Linked DNA regions of Mus musculus: region 1 is linked to region 2. The links are chromatin loops, found by intact Hi-C in ENCODE. Cell type or tissue: left cerebral cortex. All regions are shown on one strand. Each heading gives the region's core, and the rest is flanking DNA. Links, peaks and the distances in the headings are about the cores only.

Evidence for each region. Peaks named below come from ENCODE experiments on the same cell type or tissue, not always from the same donor. Only the 100,000 strongest peaks of a DNase experiment are listed, where the experiment ranks them.
Region 1: it touches region 2 in a loop (2.4-fold over the local background); 3 of 42 quality-filtered maps call a loop at or near these places.

Annotation. Positions count from the first base shown.
Region 1 is chrX:99,961,359-99,973,272 of GRCm38, forward strand. No RefSeq gene overlaps it. Among named protein-coding and RNA genes, the nearest start is that of Eda, 8.3 kb to the right of the region's middle. In left cerebral cortex, for the core only: no CTCF peak of the experiment used is centred there; no DNase peak of the experiment used is centred there.
Region 2 is chrX:99,865,799-99,877,712 of GRCm38, forward strand. No RefSeq gene overlaps it. Among named protein-coding and RNA genes, the nearest start is that of Tmem28, 52 kb to the left of the region's middle. In left cerebral cortex, for the core only: no CTCF peak of the experiment used is centred there; DNase peaks (open chromatin) are centred at 7,178 and 7,899.

The DNA.
Region 1 (11,914 bases), core at 1,355-9,354, 94 kb after region 2:
CTCAGAAATGCAAAGGAATTCACAATGGTGCTGTGCAATGGATTTCTGTCCCTTGGACATAGAGCAGTTTTCCGTTAATGTGAAAATCCCTTCATTTTTGAGTTCTGTTCTGAACTGGTTCCATCTTATGGTTTCTTTCATTGGCTTATGAGTTAAAATGTCTACATGTGTTTCTTTTCTGTTTTCACCAGAGACAGGATTTTAACCTTTAAGTACTTAATCTTTAACCCTAGATTATCTTTGTGCAAGGAATTACAGGCCCAGGTGGGACCTATCCTTTGGCCCTTTTTTTTTCTGTACAGGAAAGATCAGCTCAGTTCACCATGATTGTTTCAATGTAACTAGTTCTTTTTAGAAGACTTTCAGAGCAACAATGGTACCAGCCAAGTCCAACCAGTACTCCCTCTAGCCAGTTAACCTGAGAATTCTGATCTCCACCAAAGGCATTTATCCAAACTATTTATACAAGAAACATTCCATTTTTCTCCTTAAATTTCAGAATGTTAGGAGCACACTTAGGGGCCAACTTGAAGAAGAAAGGTTACTAATTAACAAATCATGGTCAGTTGCAAAGATCCTTTTTGGTGGCGGGGTCTGAAAAGGCAGAGGGAGAAGGAGAACTTACTGCTCATCTGGTGATGAGCATAGGAATGAGATGCAGGAAAAGGTCAAGGACAAGTACAATCGGAGCAAACTGTCAGAGCTGGTAGGAATGGAACGAGAAGTCAGAAGCTAGGCCAGGAATCTCTAGTGGATTTCAGCTTCATGCTTCTGGAGGCAGGAATGAAACAGAAACAGGAGTAACTCCCGTGTTTTGAAAACGACTTAAAGATTGTCTTATGGAAGAATGTAAAGTAGTTTCTTGAGTGATAAAAGACAGAGAGAACCAGTTGGGTTTTAGCCCAACATATTTGTTAACTTAAAGGCTTTTGAAAGCTTTACTTTCTTCTTGAAAAATACTTGGGCAGACTAGTTGGTCTCCAAAGGGCCTTTCATGATGTCAAATTTCTTGAATAGAAGATGAGAAGACGGGTTTGAAAATTTGGGGTTTTTTTTTGTTTGTTTTGCTTTTCATTTAAGAAGTTAAAAGAAAGAAGGATTCTGATGCCCTTGGGGTGTCACATCTGGTGTTACAGGGTTAAGGTTTTAAGTCTAAGGGTCCAACTTCTGATAAATATGAATAGCAGTGGCACTCAGATCATGTAAGGTCTTCTCTGTCAGGTGGCTAGTCTCTCTACTCCCATATAATTTGGCACATTTCGAAAGGCAGCTTTCTGCACAAGGCGTGGGTTTAATGTCTCGACTCCTGTCTCTATGCATCCTGCTTTCATTTGCCAGGTAAAGCTTAGTTTGCAGTCTCCTAGCCAAGGAGTTTGTGGAAGCGTCTTCTTCAGCAGCCAGCATGTAAGGCATCTTTCAGTCAAGCAAAGCTTGTGTTACCAGTGTTAATTGGATAGAAGTTCCCACAGGCAAGACAAAATCCTTAAATTGACTGAAATGAACTTGTGTGAAAAGAAGGCTTAAGATGATGGTCAGGGCTGCTGTAGGTTTATGGGATGCTGGATTTGTTCTCCAGGTCTTTCATCCTTTAGCTCACACAGTGTACAGAAGTAAACTGATAGTCAAATCTCTCTGAAATGTGGGTGGATGCATGAGTGAAATAACAAGTAGACAAATAAAAGAACAAATATAAAGCCCCCGAGATGATTCACCCCACCTCCTTACCATGATTCTTCTCCTCCTCAATGCTAAGGATGTAACCTGTGGCTTCATGTACGCCAGGCAAGCTCTCCACCACTGAGCTACATTTCCTAGTCCCCACTAAGGCTACTCTTGTGGTAGCAATTTTCAGACACTTCCAGAGCCCTGGGCATGCCAACACTTCTTTTGGACTGTACCTTGTGCAATCTTTGGAGTTTCTACTTTCTGTAGTTAGAGTTTTCTTATTTCCTTTATGACTTCAGAGATCTAATTTGGTTTTGGTTCCGTATAGCACCTTCCATTAGACTCCAAGACCCTATAGGAGTGAGGAAAGAATACTACCATCTAACATAATTTCATATTAAGCATCATGGAGAACTTATTCTTTGAATTAAAATATTAAATCTATTACTTTTTCTATCTTGTGTGTATAAATATGTAACTATGTGTGCATGCATGTCATTGTGCATAAGTGGAGGTCTGGGAACAACTTTGAGGAGGTTCTTGCCTTCCACCTTGTTGAGGGAATGTCTGTCTTGATTGTCCACGCTAGCCAGTTCACAAGCTTCACCTGTCTGTGCCCCCCATCTCAATGAGTGAGTGCTGGGATTAGAGAGGCATGCAAGCACACCCAATATTTTACATGGTTTCTGGGGAATCAAACACAAGGCCTCCTGCTTGGGTGGCAATTGGTTTTGTAGGGTGAGCCATCTTCTTGGCCTTTTCTTGAATTTTTGAGTACCAAAAATAAACTGTCCATCATACTATGGTGGAAAGAATGTGGACTTTTGAATCAGGACAGATCTAGATTTGAGCCATAGCACTGTCATTTGCCATATGGATTAGACATATTACTTTTCACAGAGCCTTTATTTTTCAACATATAGGAAAAAGAAGAATATACCATTAAGGCTATTTCTGAAGATCAAGTGATATTAAAGTACAACTTTGTCCCAAATGGTACCATAGTAGGTACTACATACAAGACAGCTATTCAATCAGGGAAACATGGAGAAAGCTTAGCAACCTGGGACTCCACTTGACTTGAGCAACACACACACCCATTTCACAGAAATTCATTTAGTAATGAATTTCTTGGGTTCTGACCTATGTTAAGTGGCAGCTATAACACACTCCAAACAATGCAGTGGGATGCTCCTCTCTAGCAACTCCTTAATAACTCACCTTTGGTGATCAAACCCATCCTGAACTCGGTGAAAAGCACCAATCCAGTCTAAACTGGTTGTAGGAACATGTGAGTAAAACATCTAGCCTCACAATGAACTTTCAGGGAAAAATTTCTACTTACTATAAATCTTACGCCTATGCATGACTGGGTATGCAAATGATTAAAATCAGGTGAATCATAGGAAAGGTCATACACAATGAGTACTAACATAACCCATGTCTGTCAATCAAAGAGCAGAACACTTAAACTTCATCCCTAGCAACTTGCTCTTCCATCCCAATAAGGAGGTACTCTTGAGTACTAGAATTCAGATGGTGTGCTGTTTCCTTGCAATGTATCCATTCTGTTGTTTTCATTTTTTACTTTTTAATAAAATTATCTGCTACTTTGTATTTTTGTGTGTTTTGCCTTTTTAGAAAACATGCCACGAAACGTAGACCTCTGGTGCAGAAAGAGACTACAGATTACACTCTTACTTTAAGATAATATACTTAGATAATATTTTGCATTTTACAAATTCTCTCATACCTTCTTTCATCCATCCCAATTCTATCATTTGATTTATATGTATATTATACAAAAGTATAATTGTATTACTAAACATTAATATCTAAGACTCAAGTTCAACTTGGAGCTTGTAGAACCGAAGCTTCTACAATTTCCATATTTCCAGGCGCCAGAGAGTTTACCCAACTATTTCTGAGCCTTCAGCAAGCACTAGGCAGACAAGAAAATTGCTTAAATTCTATAAGAGAGGCTACATTCTTAGTGTTTCTCAACCTATGGCGGCTAGTTTTCTCAGCAATTTTAGTTGTGAAGTATTACCTTTAATGAATGAATCATGTCTCCAGCCCCCACCCCTTTCTCAGTATTTTTAAGGAAAGCGTTTTTTGTTTTTAAATTTTTTACATTTATTTATCCAGTGTGTGTGTGTGTGTGTGTGTGTGTGTGTGTGTGTGTGTGTGTGTGTGTAAGACAAGACAGCAGGCAGAAGTTGGAGTTGGTCCTCTCTCTCCTTCCACCTCATGAATTCTTGGGATGGAACTCAGGTACTCAATCTTGGTAGCAAGTGCCTTTGCCTACTAAGCCATTTTGCTGTCCCAGGAAATTATTTGAATGGAATAATTTGGATCCTTTCTTCAACGTGCACCTGAAAGTGGTAAGATTTAGCACTCCTAGCTCCTAGAAATATCCTGGTGATTTGGCCCAACTTAGAATTTTGGTAGTGGTGATGGTGGTGGTGGTGGTGGTGGTGGAAAGATACCAAGACCAGTTCAAGGCATTGTTCTGTGAAATTGCATTTATGAAAAACAAAGTTTACTTTAAAATATGTATACTGATTATTCTTTGTATTCTTATTTCTAACACTTAACGCTGTTGCCTGGCATGTACCCTCTTACTTTTGGATGAGTGGAATACTTATATCTCAACACCAACACTTCATTTATCTAAATGGGGAAACTTTATAGAATGAAAGTCTACACATTAGCATCCCCAGCAAGCAAGGCTTGGCTACTTGTCACAATGGTGAAAAGCAGAAAAAGACTAATTCAGTGTAGCACATTGCAAAGAGAAAATTGTAAATTGGTCCAATGTCCCCAAGTCTGGTGGGATAGACTTAAGTGTTGGATTTCAATAGGGGTCAAGAGACATGTATAATTAAGTGGTACATCCACCTTTAACCCATTAATCCCTGTGCTGTCTAGTGTTTGACATTTTGACACAATCTAGAGTTATCTGTAAAGAGGGAACCTCAACTGAAGAATTGTTCCCATTGGATTGGCCTATGGGCATGTCAGTGGATATTATTATTATTACTATTATTATTATTGATGATGATGATTGGTATGGGAAGGCCCAGTTCATGGTAGGCAGTGCCTTCCCTAGACAGGTAGGCTTGGGCTGTATGAAATGTATCTGAACATACATTTGGGAATAAGCCAGTAAGCAACAGTCCTCTGTGGTCTTTGCTTTAGTTCTTGCTTCCAGGTTCCTTCTTTGAGTTCCTGCCCTGGCTTTCTTTTATAATAGACTATAAGCTGTAAGCTAAAATAAACCCTTTCCCAAATTGATTTTGCTTATGGTGTTAATTATAGAAACAAACTAAAATGCTGTCTCAGCTAGTCTGTCCTGTGAAGTGGTCTGATAAAACGTCAAATTGTTAATCTGTTAGTTACTGGTGATGCAAACTTGCCCTTAGAGATGAGTGTCCTCTTCTTGTAGGATTAGTGTCTCCTGTGAGGTTTCACTGTCTCTACAATCCAAGATAACTGCACGTTCAGTACAATGATTTGTCTCTGTGCAGTCAGGCAAAGTAAAAGAGACAGAAACAAAATGAAGGCAGAGATGTCAGACTTATATCCTTCTTTTAGTTACCTGTGGACCCAAGTGAGAGGTCAATACTTTTTTTGAAAAAAATGAGTTTTAACATGCCTGTTTTGAGCTGTGCTGAGATTGGAATAGTTATTACAACTTAAGGCGCCTTTAGGTGTTTCTTATAGAACTAAGATCATTTCCTGGAGAAGGCTTGCCTTTCTGGAGCTCAGATCCTTGGGGTAAGTTTCATATTACCTATGACTGGAAAATTCAGATCATGGGGAAAAATCAATAAGAGCTTTGGTCAGATCAACTACACAAACACAAGGGTGATAACTGAGCACCACAGTGTTCGTAAGAAAGTGAAGCCCAGGCTGGTAGATCAGTCTAGTTCTTAGAACTTCGTGTTCTTTACTGCTAAATCAGACACAATGGCTTATCTGCCACACACAGTTATTCTGAATATAAGAAACTGTAACCCCCCCCCACACACACACACACTGTAAATTTTCTCTTAAAGTCTCACTCCACTAAAACGTAATCAGTAGCCTCTTTCTGCATCTGAGGTAAATGTAGCATGGCCTTGCGTAATAATCTGTAGCGTGTGTGTTTTAATGCTACTTGATGGCCTAAAAAGTGAGTCTGAAAAGCATTGTTGGGGACATAGACGCAAATGACATCTACCACCATTAAGGCTTTCTGTTTTTGAATGAAAATGCCTCTTAGGGAGTGAAAGTTTTCCCATATGTTCATCTGCTCATGAGTAGCGACAAAGTTATCGTAAAATAATTATTCCATGTTGTCCCATTTTGCGTGTTTATAGCAAGAGGGATTTCTATAACCTTATCATTCTTTGTGGATTTCTGCAAACATTTCTTTGTCAGTTATGACTATAGTCATTTCTTCCATTGAGTAAAAGATCTGCTGTTCTGCCTCCTTTGTGTGTGTGTGTTTAATTTTTTTTCTAAATACTCCTGGCTGCCTTGCTTATATAAATGTGCTCAGCATTTTATTTTACTGAGCCTTCCACCTAGAGCAGCTGTCTTCTTTATGTCAAACCCAGACCACTTTTGCCTTCAAAACCCTGCTTAAAATTCATCTGTGCAGAGTGCTTAATCCATTAGCAAAGATTTGGTAAGCCCTGGATTGAGGTAGGCCCTATGGGGGCTAGGACAGAGTCCTGTCCTTCAAGGAGAATTGAAGGTATGATGGGGAAATGTGACACTTGCACAGAATGGGGATGAATTAGCAATCATGAATAGCATGCTGTGAGTGGCAGGTAAGCTGTACAGGCAGGGTGTCCTGATGGAGGACACAGCAGGCAGCCATGCCACATCAGAAGTAGAACATGAGCTAGGTCTTGGATGAGGCCTAAGGAGATAGAAATGCTATTATGTGATTATCATGTGTAGTATACATGAGCTGAATTATTACAACATATTTCATAAATGTAAACAATTAAATGTAATCAATAAGGACTGGGGAAAACAGCTCTGTGAATAGAGTAAGACTAATGCAGCCTTGAGGACTATAGTTCATATTTCTTAAATTGATGTAAAAAGATGGGAAGATCTGGTGGCTGTTTGTAATCCCAGCACTTGAAAAAGAGACAGGGCATCTCCAAGGCAAGCTAGCTAGAGTAGCAGGAATCAGAGAGCTCTTGCCTCGGCTCATTGCTTTAATAAATAGAACGGAGAGTGATTCTGGAAGACACCTGTCATGGATTTTCATATAGAGATGCATACTTGCTGGTGCATTCATTTCCACACATAAACACACACACACGAGAGAGAGAGAGAGAGAGAGAGAGAGAGAGAGAGAGAGAGAGAGAGAGACAGAGACAGAGAGACACAGAGAGAGAGAGAGAGACAGAGAGACACAGAGAGAGAAGAGAGAGAGATTATCAGTATAGAATTGAAAAAAGGAGAACGCATTGCTTTCCAAATAAGTAGAGGAGATGGTAGGAAGGAGACAAAGAGGAGAATGGAAACTGAAAAGGGACAGTATAAGGCAAAGAATTGGGGATGTAGACACTTGTTCCTGAGTAGTGAGAGTCCCAGAGGCAGCAGTTGCAGAGGCTTAGCGAGTGGCAGCACAGCTGAAAAGGGAGCTCAGGGTCAAATGAAGGGCTTGGATATCAGGCCAAGGAGCCAGATCACTGTTCTGTCATCAATGAGAAGTTATCAAGGACTACTGTATAGGAAGATGACCTGATATAACCCAATCTGAGTATACTCATCTAAGGATCGAATACATGATAGCCTAGGAGTTGGAAGTAAAAGATTGTGGCAACAGCAGACAGACAAAAGAAACTGTGACTTTGAGCTGGCTTATCACTCTACCCTTCCAGGACTCCAATAGTCTGCATCCTTAGCTCTCTCTATGAAGCTTCATTTGGGATCTGATAATAGGTGGGAGCTAATTTTGAGGACAGAATGTGGATTTTTGATCCAGTCAGACCTAGATGCAAATTCGTGTTGTACCACTTAATCCCTGTGGGTTTGTTCCAATGATCTTATCCCTGTGGACCTTGGTTTCCTTATAGTTGAAATAGTCTCATGGAAGTTAATGAGAAATCCTGTCACCCAGGAGATGAATGTTAAACTAACATTCCTCACCTCCATTCTTTCAGTTATCATTGTGGCCCTGAGCACCCTTTTCTTCAGAGGTGGCGTCACCTACGAGGAGACAGTTATCTCTTTCTGCATCACTGTATTGGAAAACATCCTTGGCTGTCTTGCAAAATGTCTGACCATGCCCCAGCCTCATTCACCTTACTTCCATAGGAGAATTCATTCACTACACCAACAAACGATTATTTAAAACCTATTGTATGGCATGCATTGTCTTGTAGGGAAAGCAATTGTGGTGGCTTTAATATGCTTGGAACATGGGAAGTGGCACTATTAGGATGTGCGGCCTTGTTAGAGGATGTGTATCATTGTCAAGATAGGGCTTTAAGGTCTCATATGTATGCTCAAGTCTGGCCAGTATGATCCAGACCCTCCTCCTGGCTGCCTGTGGAAGACAGTATCCTCCTAGCTGCTTTCAGATAAAGATGCAGAGTTCTCTGCTCCTCCAGCACTGTGTCTGCCTGCATGCTGCCATGCTCCCCACTATGATGATAATGGGCTAAACCTCTGAAACTGTAAGCAAGCCCCAATTAAGTGTTTTCCTTTATAAGAGTTGCCTTGGTCATGGTGTCTCTTCACAGCAAGGACACCCTATCTAAGACAGCAATGCACAAAATTAAACACAAATCTATATCATTATAGAACTGATATTTTATCTGTGGCTGCGAAAGAATCTCACAATCAATAAATATCCAGTATGTCAAATGGTAAAAGAGGGAACAGAGCGTATTAGAACGTTGGTTAATAATAGATTTCTTATTAGGTGACACTTTAGAGGAGACCTGGAGTAAAAAAGAAGGCAAGTAGCTATATGGGGCAATAGCTTTCCAGCAAGGAGGGACTGCAGATGGAAGAATTTTTAAGTGACAGCATACATCAAGCATACATTAGTGATTTAAGGAACAGTAAAGGTCCTAACATGTTTGGAAGAGGGTAAGTGTGGTGCTTTGGAAGTTAAATGTCTCCCATAGACTCATGTATTTGAACACTTGGTCCCTGGCTACGGGTACTTTTTTTTAAAGGTTGTAGAACTTTTAGTAGGTGGAGACTTACTTGGAGGAACTGTGCTACTGGAGGTAGCTTTTGAGAGGTTGTAGCCTGCCCCACTTCCTGTTTTCTCCCTTTGTGTTGTGTTTGCTCTCAAGCATTGGAGTGCTTCAGTTTTCTGCTCTACTTCCCTACTACCATGCCTCTCCTGCCATTATAGATACTCCTTCTGGAATTATAAGACCAACTAAACCCTTCCTTCTATAAGTTGCCTTGGTCATGGTATTTTATCACAGCAACAGAAAAGTAACTAACACAGTAAGCAGGGAGAACAGAATTAGGACAGGAGCCCATAAATAAGTTCAGTATTCAGATGAGGTAGACTAAAGTAAGCACTCAGAGAAAACCAGTGAGCCATGGGAGGATTTGATGCAGAGGAGACTGACATCATTTTAACAGAATGACTTTATAGGGAATATGTTGTAGAGCAGGAGAATCAAAAGGGCCTAGACTTGGTAAAAGGCTTTACCAATCCAAGAATCATCCAGATGACACAGAGTATAGACCAGGGTGATGACAGGGAAGTGGTAAGAAATAATTGGGCTCTGGATATATTTTAAAGTTATAAATAACACCATTCACTAACAGATGGGAAGGTCAAGGCATTCAAGGATGGTCTCAAAGGGGCGTTGTTATTGTTATTGTTGTTCTTCTCCTCCTTCCTCCTCCTTCCCCCTCCTCCTCCCCCTCCTCCTCCTCCTCCTCCTCCTCCTCCTCCTCCTCCTCCTCCTCCTCCTCCTCCTCCTCCTCCTCCTCCTCCTCCTCCTCCTCCTTCTTCTTCTTCTTCTTCTTCTTCTTCTTCTTCTTCTTCTTCTTCTTCTTCTCCTTCTCCTTCTCCTTCTCCTTCTCCTTCTCCTTCTCCTTCTCCTTCTCCTTCTCCTTCTCCTTCTCCTTCTCCTTCTCCTTCTCCTTCTCCTTCTCCTTCTCCCTGAGCAATGGAAGAGTGGCGTTGCCAATGGCTGAACTACAGAATACCAAAGCATAATACATTTTTGGAGAGAAAGCCATACTTTGGCTATGCTGAGTTTGAGGTGTTCATTAGACAGCTACAAAGAAGATGAATACAAAGAAAATGGATACAAGGAAGATGGATATTCACATCAAACAGTCAGTGGAGGGTGGTGAGTACATATGGACTCTATTTCAAAATTTAATACATTTAATACATAAAAGGGGACTAGCATTTGATAAGTACAAACTCTGGAAACTATGTAACTTTTCTGCATTTCTATCATGTCCTTGAGAACTGCTATATGTGGTTACTCTTACTCCCTTTGGGTAAAATCCAATATATATATGGTGTGTGTGTGTGTGTGTGTGTGTGTGTGTGACACTAAGTTTGACAAATAGATTCTGAAGGATGTCATACACCTAATATGTTTCTTTGGAACAATTATAGGGAGGGGCTCCACTGAACTTTTCTGAAGAAGGATGTTTTCTAAAAGGAACTTAATTGTCTTGAATTACTTCTCTGGTAATCCCAGCAACTGTGGCTGACTAAACAGTTATCACTGAAGTGGATCCTGGAGTTCAGGATCATACCCAGAGGAACTTTGTCACCATCTTTTTTTCCCTCAGGACCTACTCACTTTTCTAAACAAAACAAAACAAAAACCAAAAAAACACCACCACCACCCCCTCCAAATCTCCTTAGTTGACTACATTTGCCTCCCTCTCCCTTATGAGGATAGATAAATTTCTAAATCTCATTGCATATTTGACATTCATTTTCTTTCATGTGGATGCCTTTTTGTACATCATACATTTTGCATTCATTTTCTCTCACTAATCTGCCTGCTGTCAGTTTATTTAATAGGCTCAATTACCGAAAGCCCTGAGAGAGTAGAGCAAAACTCTTCCCTCTTCCACACATCCCACTTAAGCACAGCTATCTTACAAAGCATCTCTTCTAAAAGTATATAATGTCATCTCTATTTTCCACACGAGAAAACTGAGGTGGTCTAAGACAAACAACAATCACTTGTATTAAATCAAATAACTGAAATGTAAATAATCTAAGATGAGAATCTATCTCCAAAAGCTCGTAATTCCCCCAGCTACCTGCAATCACTAAGTGCACCATAGTTACCCCTCTGATCTCTATGCCAGTAAAGGGAATGAATATGTACCCCGATTCTTGATTTATCAAGCTTCGAGGAGGTGGGGGATACTTCTGGTTAAAAATACTAGCTTGGGCTAATGTGCAGAGGTATGTGAAGAGAGTGAATTTAGCAATGTGGTAGTATGTCTTCTTTGCAGGTTAGCAAATAATAATGATGGAATATCAGATTATATCCTGGCCAAGGAGCCCATGTAAGCAAGTCAAGAGTCTGACAAGGGCAGAATTGAAAACCAGAGTCCAGGGGGTAGAAAGGTGATATAGAACTTTATTTTTCTGTTTAACACAAAGGGGTAGTTTTAGCTGGGTGTAGCCATATGGGAATGTGGATCTAATGTTAACAGGCCTTGTGATTTGTTTGTTTGTTTGTTTGTTTGTTTGTTTTCATATTTAGAAAAGTAGGAAAGCAGCATTCTAAAAATGTGAAACCTCCAGATTTTTAAATGCTGCAACTGAATTTTCTTTTCAGTTCCAAGTTTTAGCCCATAGTACACCAAACACAACACATCTGTTTGCTGACTGTGGCCCATAGGTTTATCGTTTTAAGACTTATGCTGTAGGGGACAGGGCTCTGTGGAAACAGAGAGGCAAGCTGAAGCAATGCATCAAAACACATACAACATATTAATAAAAAGGGAACTCATGGCCTGAGGTTGTAGCTCAGTGTTAGAATGCCTGCCTACTGAATGTGAAACTTTTAGATTCAATACACAGCACTTCATTAATATAATGATAATTATTATAACCACATGCATTTCTCTCAGCCCCTGGCTCCCTGTGATATTTCTAATGTACATGAAGTCTTATTTTCTGTCTCTTGGGAATCAAAATGATGTGCTAGGTCAAATGCAGTTCTGAAGGCTTCTAGAGGCAATGGTGCAAAGGGAGTCTTTCTTGGTCCAGTTATTA
Region 2 (11,914 bases), core at 2,610-10,609:
GTTCATAATATGGGATACTACCCAACAATAAAAGAAATGTGCTGGGCGGTGGTGGCGCACACCTTTAATCCCAGCACTTGGGAGGCAGAGGCAGGCAGATTTCTGAGTTCGAGGCCAGCCTGGTCTACAGAGAGAGTTCCAGGACAGCCAGGGATACACAGAGAAACCCTGTCTTGAAAATAAATAAATAAATAAATAAATAAATAAATAAATAAATAAACTATTGATACAAACACACAGATGAGACTGAAAGGCATTAGGCTGAGTGGACAAAAAGTCATTTAAAAAATGCCACATATTGTATGGTATATAAATTTCTCAAAATAAAGCAACTATAGCATTTGTGGGTACAAGGTAACCTTTAATGACAGGATCAATTCTGAATTTTGACTGCATTGGTTGGTCATTTCAGGAATCTACATATGATAAAATGGCATAGAATTTAACAGTGCCAGTCTCTAGGGTATGATAGTGTAGTATAATTTCATAAGATGTTGAAGAGGTCAGCTGAGAGCTTTGGAATTTTCCAAAGTTCCACTGGACCCCTCCCTTCCTGGAAGAGACAGGTCAGAGAGCACGTAGGCCAGAAGGGAGAGGCTGAGTAAGCCCCTACTACCTCGTTCCCTAAAGACCAATCAGTTTAAAGGGGGCACTGTTCCACCAATCATACTGTGCCTAGTTTCTGATGCTCTATTCTATTCCTGGAAACGATATAAAAACTCGCCTAACGCTGCTGGAGGTTGCCTCCCCTCCTTCGGGTCTGAGACGACCCCAGTGCACTGGAACAATAAATTCCTCTTGCTTTTTGCATTGATTCTGGCTCCATGTGGTTCACTCAGGGGGTCCCCAGTAAGCTAAGGCTCCCCGGAGTCTTACAATGTGATTATTGGTGGGGCTATGGAGAAGGCTCTTGACATGCAAGTCTGATTACCTAAATTGGATTCCTGAGAAAGGTACAAGGAGACAACCATTCCACGTAACCTTCACATGTGCTCCATAGCACACACACAACCGCTAGGCTGGCTAGTTTTATGTCAAGTTGACACAAGCTAGAGTCATCAGAGACAAGGAAGCCTCAGTTGAGAAGATGACCCCACAAGATCCAGGTATAAGCAAAACTGTAGAGCATTTTCCTAATTGGTGACTGATGGAGGGAGGGCTAAACCCACTGTGGGTGGTTCTATAAGAAAGCAGGCTGACTAAGCCACAGGGAGCAAGCCAGCAAGCAGTACTCCTCCAGGGCCTCTGCATCAGCTCCTGTCTCCAGGTTCCTGCCTGTTTGAGTTCTTGTCCTGACTTCCTTCTATGACGGACTACAATGTGGAAGTGTAAGCCACATAAATAAGCTCTTTCCTCCCATCTTGATTTTGGTTATACTGTTTTATCATAGCAGCAGTAACCTTGAGACACCCACAAAGAGGGTGAATTGAAGGAGAAGAAAGGAGATAAATTGTTTTTGACACTGAGGAAGTAATCATATTGAGAATTACTTATGGCAAGAGGTTCATGGCAAGGACCTCAGGTTGACCCCTAGTGAGGAGAGTAATTCTTGACCAACAGCTGGCAAGAAAATGGGAGCCTAAGTCCTACAATCACAAGAAAGTGAACATTTCCAGCAACCAGATAAATTGTAGCCCTGCAGACACCTTGATTTTAACTTAGGGAGACCTGAGCAGAGAACCAGCTAAGCTGTGCCCAGATTTCTGATGCATGAAAACCATGAACCAAAAAGTCCTGCTGTTTTAAGTCATTAGATGTATGGTAATTTGTTACACAATGGTGGATAACTAATGCACAGCCCCAAGGCCGAGATGCCATTAAACAACTGAGAGCTTTGCTCCCAAAGGCCACAGCCTAGACCTACATAGTCTAACAAAAGAAAGCAGCAACAGTGGGAGAGAGGAGCCAGTCTCAGAGTTGAAACAGATGCTCATGGTCTTTCCCCAAAAAATGACTTTTCAGTTCAGAGTCTTGAACTGCTTCCAAACCACCCCAGCTCTGCTGGCTGCTTGACCCTGCACTCTGCTGTCACATCCCAAATATGCTGTTCACAATCACAAATGAATTGCACATTGATGGCACTATGCACTTGCCCTTCTTGCTGCAGATGTTCAGCTGTAGCTAATTCCCTTTGCAACTTTCTTGGCCTCACTTCGGGTGGTGGCCTTGCACCCAGAGTGCCAGCTGCTCTCACAACACTGCCCTGTCCACGGACAGCTGTACCAAGCTAGCCAGAGACTTAGACACTAGCCCTTTCTCCCGTTCCTCCAAGACTGTAGAATCCAACCCTGCAGGACACCTAGGCTGGTCCCCAGTGAATGCTAGAAAGGTCAAATACACTGTGCAAAGATTGCACAGTGGGCTGGGAACTTCCTTTAAGTCTTTGTTTCTGCTGCTGTGTATCACGATCACTGAAGTAGTTAACTTGAGTTGCCATAACAAAAATACTCCAAACTACATAGCTGAAACAAGAGAATATTAGTTTTTTACTCTTCTGGGGACCATAAGGCCACATTCCAGGTACTGGGCAGTTAGCTTCTTCTTGGAAGAATTTTTCAGGCTTCCAGGCTGATGTCTTCTCATCAAATTTTCATGTGTTAGAAAGGCTGATCTGGTGTCCCTTCCTCTTCTACAAGGGCACTAGCCATACCAGATCATGGTCTACTCCTTATAACCTCATTTAACTTTCCTGGTCATATCCTGGGTTCTGTCTCCCAGTAGCCAGTTACACTGGAGGTTAGGGTACCAACATATGAGTTTAGATGGGACATAGCTTTCAGTCAACAGCAGTCACCATCTATTGTGCTGGCAAATTTAGAGATCTCGGTAGCCTGCTTAGTGAGAAATAACTGCAAGAACCACCTGGTCATTTCCTCCCAGATTAGGCATTGTCTTCTTATTTCCAGACTTAGGAGGCAGTTCCAGCCTGCAGTCCAATGCATGTTTCTTTGTAGAGGTTGTAATGCTTTGGATAAGTTTCTAAGCCTCAGTTTGCCTCTGTCAAATGGACATATAAACAGTTCTCTCTCAGTTTTTAAACTCAGCATCAGCACCTTGTACAACATAGGTATATAGAACAGATGAGTATCCCATAGGTATATGGAACAGATGAGTATCCCACCACACTGCCCAGATCATTCTCCATTCTAGCCACTACACGCTTACCCTTCTCCAGATAGTCTTCTCCTTTACTCAGAGGTGGGAAATAGTATCAGTCCACATCCTTGGAGCAGAGACTGAAATAAACAGAATTTCTAAGAAAATCCCCAAGACTCCAAGTCCTAATTCCTAGAATCTATACATGTGGTAAGCTATATGTCTCTCCCAGTCATTATATTCAATGGCCCATTTGCTCTTATAAAAGGGAAACCCTGATACATGCTGCAACACGGACAAACCTGTAAAACATTTATGCTACGTGAAAAAATTGATAAAAAACATATATGCCAGGTGATGGTGGTACACGCCTTTAATCATAGCACTCAGGAGGTAGAGTCAGGAACAACACTGTGAGTTTGAGGCCAGCTTGGTCTACAAAGTGAGTTCCAAGACAACCAGGGTTAGACAGAGAAACCATGTCTCAAAACACCCACCCACCCACCCACACACACACACACATACACACACACACACACACACACACACACACACACCAGGTTTCTACCCTGCTTGAGTTCCTGTCCTGGTTTTCCATTGTGCAGAAATGTAAACTATAAGATAAAATAAGCCTATGGATATGGAACCTGAAAAGGCCACCTCCTGTAGCCAGGCAGGACCTCTAGTGGAGGGATAAGGACACCAACCCACCCACAAATCTTTCAACCCAAAATTTGCCCTGTCAACAAGAAATGTAGGGACAAAGATGGAGCAGAGAGTGAAGGAATGGCCAATCTTTAGAGGCTCAATTTGAGACCCATCTTATAGGCAAGAACCAATCCCCGACTCTATTATTGATACTCTGTAATGCTTGCAGATAGGAGCCTAATATAACTGTCCTCTGAGAGGCTCTACCCAGCAGCTGACTGAAACAGATGCAGAGGCCCACAACTAAACATCGGACTTAGCTCAGAGAGTCTTATGGAACAGTTCAGGGAAGAATTGAAAAACCCAGAGGGGATAGGAACTCCACAGAAAGACCAACAGTCAACTAACCTGGACCCTTGGGGTTTCTCAGAGACTGAACTAATGAGCAAACATGGGACAGACCTAGCCCCCTTCACGCACAGATATACAATTGTTCAACTTGGTCTTCATGTGGGTCCCCCGGCAACTGGAGCAGGGGCTGTCCCTAAAGCTGTTGTCTGTAGGTGAAATACCCTAACTGGGCTGCCTTGTCTGGCCTCACTGGAAGAGGATGAGCCTAGTCCTGCTGTGACGATGTGTCAGGGTGGGCTGATACCCAGGCAGAGGAGACGGGGAGGAGGAAAGGGGGGGGACGACTGTATGAGGGGAGATCAGGAGGCATAGATGAGGATGTAAAGTGAATAAATAAGTAAATTAATGGGAAAAGGATGAATTAAACCTTTTCTTCTCTAAGTTGCTTTTGATAATTGTCTTCATCATGGAAACAGAAAGTAAAGTAATACAGGAGGGTTTATTTGTATCTTTTTAAATGGATTCAGTGTTTCACTTTGAGAAAATCAAAATGTTCTAAAGCAGACTTTGATAATGGTGGTTACCTAACAGCATAAATGTATGTAACATATAAATAGAGTAAGTGACATATTTTGTGTCTATCAGCACCATAAAAAGAGATTTCATCAGCTGATATATGGATAATGAAAGTGTGGTATATTTACACAGTGGAGTATTATTCAGCTGTAAAATCACCATGAAATTATGCAATCTTAAGGTAAGGTGACAGAGCTAGAAACAAACAAAAAAAAATCATCCTGAATGAGGTAACCTAGACCCAGAAAGACAAATATTACATATGTTATCTTGCTTATGAGTGTTAGATTTGAATCTTCAGATATGTGTTTCCTTTGAAATATTCATAGAGGTCAGGAAAGTAGAAAGGGCTTAGAGGGGATTGGGGCTTTAGAGAGAGGAGAAAGGGAAATAATGGGACAGAAAAAGGTTAAATCTTGTTGGGGGATGGAAGAGCCGAAGATAGGAGGAAATAAGGGAGGGATCACTGACACTAAAGATCTTTCTTTCCAAAATGCCATGTAGAAATGTACTGCAACAGAAGCTTCTTCAAGTACATACATGGATGGATATAAAATGAGTCTAAATAGGCCCACCCTATAATGGGATGGCAATGCTCCTACTAGACGTCACAAACTAACAAATAAAAGCCCTAGTGCCAGGAATGGGTTACCCCTTTTAGTGTTGTTGGTCCATGAGGTCCTATTGACTCTTCCAACATTACAGGCTATTGCCAATTATCTTAGTTATCTTCCATACTTGATAGTAATACCTTATTGCTGAAGACACCACACTACTTGAGTCACAGAACTCGGAGAAGTCAAGTTAATACTCATCTGACTGGCTGTCATAGGCTAGAAAGTGCTATGCACACTTGAGGAGAAAAGTAATAAGAAAAGTCTTACCCAGCTGCCAATCTCCAATCTCCAACAGCTACAATAATGACTGGCCTGGAAAGACAAGAATACCATATGAGTAACCAACCACTTTCTGATTGGATTTAAGGCTTGCTCCACAAGATAAGACCCATACCTGGCACTGTTACTGGAACTAAGAACATAAATCTAGAAAGACATCCTAGGGGAGAACCTACCAAACTAACTTCTAGTGACTTGTTCTTTATAACCATAGATTAATACACCTCTCAACCATCATCAGAGATGCTTCTTTTTGTGGTAGATACTGTTTAACACAGAGACCAAAACAAGACAAGGTTCACAGAACAAGAGATTGTGGGGTGGTCATACCCCTCTTCCCAAGGCTCAGGGATCATTAAGAGCCAACTGCAATAGATGACTATAACAAAACAGTATATTCTGGACACAGCAGAGCAGTTTTACATAAAAACTCACAGCGATTATAACAGCATGCACAAGATCTGTGCAAGTTCAAGCCAGACCAAATCTCAACATGGAAAGGGGAGGTGGACATGAAGTTTCACTACTAGCTGGGGAGCTATTGACAATTGATAGCTTCTGGAAAGGAAGAGCTCCTTTGCTGTAAGGATATGACCCCGGTAGGTCAATCACACTGCAGTAAAAGGCCACACATTCAAGAACTTGTGGACCACACAAATTAGACTTGATAGGTGGGTTTGTTTTTGTTTTTAGAAAAAAGGAGGACACAAACCAGGACAGGGGACAATCTGGGAGGAGTTGGAGGAAGAAAAGTAAATGCGATCAAAATACATTGTAGAAAATTCTCAAAGAACTAATAAAAAGGGCGAAAGAAAAAGGAGGACATCTGGATGGATCTAATCTAATTATGAGAGTCCTTAAAAGCACTGAACTTTCTCCATCTGTTGGCAGAAGGCAACGACAAGGAGATGAGAAAGACTTGAGGCACTGTTGCCAGTTTGAAGAGGGCGCATGAGAAGAAATGCAAGCAACCTCTCCTAGCAGTGAGTGACCTCCAATGACAGCCAACAGGGAAATGTGGTCTGAGACTAACAGCCACAAGGAAGTGGAGTCTGCCAATAACCTAAATAAACTTGGAATTCGATACTTACTTGGCTTTAAACATGCAAGCCAGCTCAAACCTTGATCTTAGGCTTATGGGACCTGTAGAGAATTCAGCTGAGCCCACTCAGATTTCTGATATACAGAGCTGTGAGCTTGTCCACGGGTGCTGTTATAAGCTGTTGTTTTGGGCTAGCTTGTTATAGCATTCCCAGAAAACTAACTCGTGAGCCTACAGATCTTACTTCCAGAGAGAAGGTCACAGCAGGCCCTGAAATGTATTGCTGTCAGCTTTACCCATTTAGCTATCTCCCCATAAACATTTCAGCATATTTGAGTGACTCCTATATGACGGATACTGTGCTAAAGCTTGAGTTCAATAGCAAGGCATAGCTCTATCTGTGAAACTTGAAGCCTGGTCCTAGAACTGGACAATGACTGTCCATCCCCATGGTCAAGGCTGAAAGCTAGGACATACAGGAAGCCTCACTCTTCACCAAGCCCTCTAAATATTTAAATGCTTGGTACCAGCACCTAATGCTTCTTCTGGGAATGGCAGAAAGGGACAAAGATAGGAAAGTACAAGTTGGCAGCCTGCCTGATACCCAGAGCCTGGGTGTTGTAATTGTCCCACAGCATGTAGGTGTTATGGAGATTGAACAGGGCTCTTGGTGACTTCAGATAACTTAAATAACTATATATCCAGGATACTGAAACAGGGACGGGCAGGAGGTAAAGTGTTTCCTGGGGTCATTTTCACAATTCCTAGGGGCATTTGAAAAGGAACCCATATGGAGTGGTGGTACATGGTGGCAAAACCATTTTGTGGCTATTAAAATGTGGTTCAGGATGCTGAAAGACTGCCAAAAGATGACAGAGATACACAGTGGAGATGGGCAAGAGCCCAGGCTTTTAAAGCAAAATGAGCTGGAGTGGGATTCAAGATGGAGAGGCCCAGGAAGAAAGAGGCAGTGATTGACGGGGAGGCCCACACCATCCAGCTCAGCTGCTCAGAGCTTGGGCAGAGATTAGGTTTTAGAGACTCAATCCCACTTCCAGGCCCTCCTGGGCAATCTTGAGGCCTAAGCGTTGGGGTAAGTGCCAGGGACAGCTCAGAACTCTCCAGCCCTTAACAGCCCTTCCTGACTCACTGGTAATCATTTGTTTATCTGTTTGTTTGCAAGATTGGTTTCTGCTTCAGTAAGGGGAGTTTGGATCCCTGCCCTGGGGGCTCAGGGTTCTGAGTTAAACAAACCCTCTTGGGGCAGACTCCCTGCCCCATTTGGCTAACTTTCCTCTGCCCTCACTTGTTTGTTAGGCTCATGAACAGTGGACAGAGATGTTGGGAGTGGGAGGAGTCTGGTCTTTCAGAACTGGCCAGACAAGCAAAGGGCTCTGGTTCACCACAGGCCCAGACATCTGTGGGGGGAGCTCTGGGCAGAAACTCTGGCTCTATGGGAACCCTGAGAAAATCAGACTGAAATCCTGCCCAGGGAAAACTGCAGTTGTCCAAGGAGAGCTTCATTTCAATACATGTGGTAAGGTTTTTTGTTGTTGTTGTTGTTGTGCTCATTCAGTCTGTAGCAGCTGCAGAGGGAGAGGCCCATGAGGGGAGCAACGGGGCTGGAGCTGGGTGGCAGGGAGGGGAGATGGTAAAGGCTGAGTTACCAGAATGAAGAGCCCAGCAAGGGGAAAGGAACAAGCTGAGGCAGCCAAGGCTGAACAGAGAAAGTTGTGGGGAATACGGGGCTGTTTCAAGGGAGAAGGGAAGGGGGAGGGGCTGCAGCCTGTGCCCGGGGTGTGAGCCTGATTGGAGTGGCACATGATGTAGAGACAGAGTTCGAGGGGCCAGAGGAGGGAGGGCAGGAGAAAGCAACTATTTTGCCATTGATGGATTTTGTCTGTTCCTAAAACTCAGCATGTGAAGTGTCTTCCTACTGCAAAACTGAAGAGAGAACATTCTGGAAGGTCATTCCCAAGGGTAAGGGAGGGGCAGCTGAGTGAATCATTAAAAAAAAAAAAACCTGGGGAAGTGGGTTCATAACCTGAGCAGAAAAGGGGCTGGTGACTCCTGGGGCTCAAAGCCTGGCTCCTCTCCCCATTGCCAACGAATGGAGAACTGGAGATGCCTTTCAACAAGACACCAGAACTAAGGGAGTTCTGTTGCATAGGGGAAGCAGACTAGGGGTTGGGGGAAGCAGGAAGAGATGGGGCATCTGATGTTGACCCTTGAAGGAGGCTGTCCTGATCCATAGAACTAGCAGAGACCTTGTGATTGTCTAACCCAACCTCTATTTTACACACGAGGAACTGGAGCTCAAAGAAGGCAAGAAATCTGTCCAAGGTCACAGAGTTAATGAACTAGACAAACAGACTTCAGAAGGAGGCCACACAGGCTCATAGGCAGAAGCACTTCCAGATATTAGCTCAGAGGAGGTCTGAAAATACCTGTCAAACAATGCTACTGCTCGCTCCTTCGCCATGGGAGAAATTTAAGCCTAAGTTCAGTGCTGATTCTGCTTCAAAGTCATTCTTAGCGGAACAGCTAGCAAAACGCTCTAATAGGTCAGCATTGGCATGAACAATGAAAACAATCTCTTTTCAGGCCTAGGATAGTAGTGTGTCAGAGAAGGATAGAGTTGCCCATGCTCCTCAACTTACAATGGTTGTAGAGCTGGATATACCCGTCATAAATTGAAGACACTGTAAAAGTTAAAGAAATCCAACTTAATGCATAAAACTCATGTTTTGCAACATGTTATACTGTGGAACGTGAGTTATTTAGCCTTGTGATCATATGATTGACTGGGAACGAGACATGTCACTGGCTCCAGAAAAGATAAAAATTGAAGGTATGTTTTTTTTTTTATTGAATGTGTTTTACTTCCATACTATACAAAACAGAACAACAAAACACTGTAAATGGAGGACCATTTGTAGTCCCGATGCTTTGTTCATTACATGTAAATGTCTAAGTCTTATTTGGGTGCAAGGCATAGAAGAAAGAATTGCTGCAAGTAAGGACAAGAATCAGTACTGTTCTGCAGCCTCAAATGGAAGTTAGTGGCCCATCTTCATTAATGCATCACCACTCATGGTGGCCCAGCTTTAATGACTGGCTGCCACGCTATGTATCCCAGTACCAGTTCCAGGTTCCAGAGAATTACGTTGATTGGGTTAGCTTGGAACAGATTATCAAATCCTGGAACAACAAACGATGTGGAGGGAATGAGATCATACAGCACAAGGTTGGCTTGGTCTCTGGGCCGATGAATGGAGGGAGGCATCCCTATTTAAATGAGTCAAGACCTGCTCAACAAAAAGGATACTATACCTAGCACTGGAAACCTTGTTAAATACTCAGTGCTAATGAAGTTATTAGAAGAGCATATATAACCAATAATTTAATAAATAAACCAGCATAATACCATCAATCTATAAACATTTGTCCTTATACCTACAGGTAAGTGTAGCCTTTACCCCTCATAAAGGAAACTTCTCTTGGCAACAGAGACCAGTAAAGAAGCCACAACCAATCAAATGCAGAGTTGTGGAGCTCAGTACCAAGGCATACATCTACAAATCAAACAACTCCCACACTGAAGGCTCAAGGAATATTGAAGGAGAGAAGGCAGGCAAATTTTAAGAACTAGAGATCAGGAACTTTGCTGTGAGATTATGTCTCCTAGTAAAACAGGAGCTATACACTTAAAGTCTCCTTAATATGGAAGTCCAATTGTGAGCTGAACAAGGATGACACCAGTGAATATGCCAGGTGGATGAGGAAAAGTCCATGAGGCCTCAATCCTACACAAAGAACTAGAGGTAACAGAAGAAAGCTGGGAGAAGGCAAGGTGGTCTTCCCCAGGGAACAGCACACCAATTGCTTGTCCAGTGCCAAAAGGTCAGCCCCCAAAACACACATACAGGTTACATAGTAGGGACAGAAATGTTATATTTAGGAATATATATATATATATATATATATATATATATATAATATGCATATATACACATATGCCCACATACAATAACAATAAAAAAGAGTCAATGAATTTGAGGGAGAGTGGGAGGGGTATACTGAATGGAGAAAAGAAAGGAAAAATGTAGTAATTAAATTACAATACCAGAAAAACAGTAAAACATTTTTTAAAAAGAAACAGGCAATGAAAAACAGAAAAAAAAATCAGTTTATTTTTAACGCTATTATTATCATTATTTGATTAGCATACAAAATAATGGTTTCCATCATGATATCTTCATAAGTCTATATCATTGTGATTTTCTCACTAAGCCACCTAAGAAGAGTTATGGAAGCACTAGCTGGATAGCTAAAGTATAACAGAGACCTCTTTTGTGTTACAAAGGGAAAGTGCCCTCCTTATCCATGGAAGCAGACTAATTCTCTCAGGAACCAGAAAAGGTACTGGGCAAGTACAGAGTTTTAGAGAGCCAAAAGATAATGTAGTGAGCAATACTCTCCAGTCCTCTGGCAAAGTTAGATGGATAAATCGGATTCTGGAAAGGACAGGGAATCCTACCAGACTGTGTGGTGGCACCAAGCCAAACTTTCCAGGTAACGAGTCTGAGTAAAATGGTCAAGCATCCAAGTCAGACAGGACCAAGGCCAAAAATAAGAATGGGGATTGCGTGCTCTATAACATGTGCCAGCCGAGCCCATCTGACATCTACCAGAAAAAAAAATCAACATAAACTGTAAACTCATTTATTTCAAGGCTCAGCAGATGAAGAGCATAGTTCTGATTCCTAGCACTATCATAAATACTGACTGGTCAGCCTGTGATCCCATTGCACAGGAGGCAGAGACAGAGTCCCACAGCAAGCCTGCTATGGTCATCTCTGGGTTCAACTGGAAATCCTCATCTCAGCATATAAGGTGTACAACAACTGAAGAAAGTACTCCATATCAACTGTAGGTGTCTGCATTCTTGTACGTATAAAGATATGTGTGCACATGCTCACATGCATGCACACACATGCATACCCGCACTCACACACATATGTGCACTCACATCAGAAAAATATATATATATATATATGTTGTTTTCATTTCTAATGAAAAGCATTTAGCTACAGGAGGATCAGTGTGACTAGAAAGCTTATTAACTACACAGAAGAAAGGAACAGAAAAGGATAGGCCCAGCTAAAGTCTCAGACTGAAGACATGGAGCTCAAGCTACAGGTAGAGGGAACATTTTCAATGAGATTTAAAGGTTCTTGTTACTTTACCTCTTGGGAAATGAGTGTAGATGAATGTGATCCTAATAGGATACTATTTGAGGACT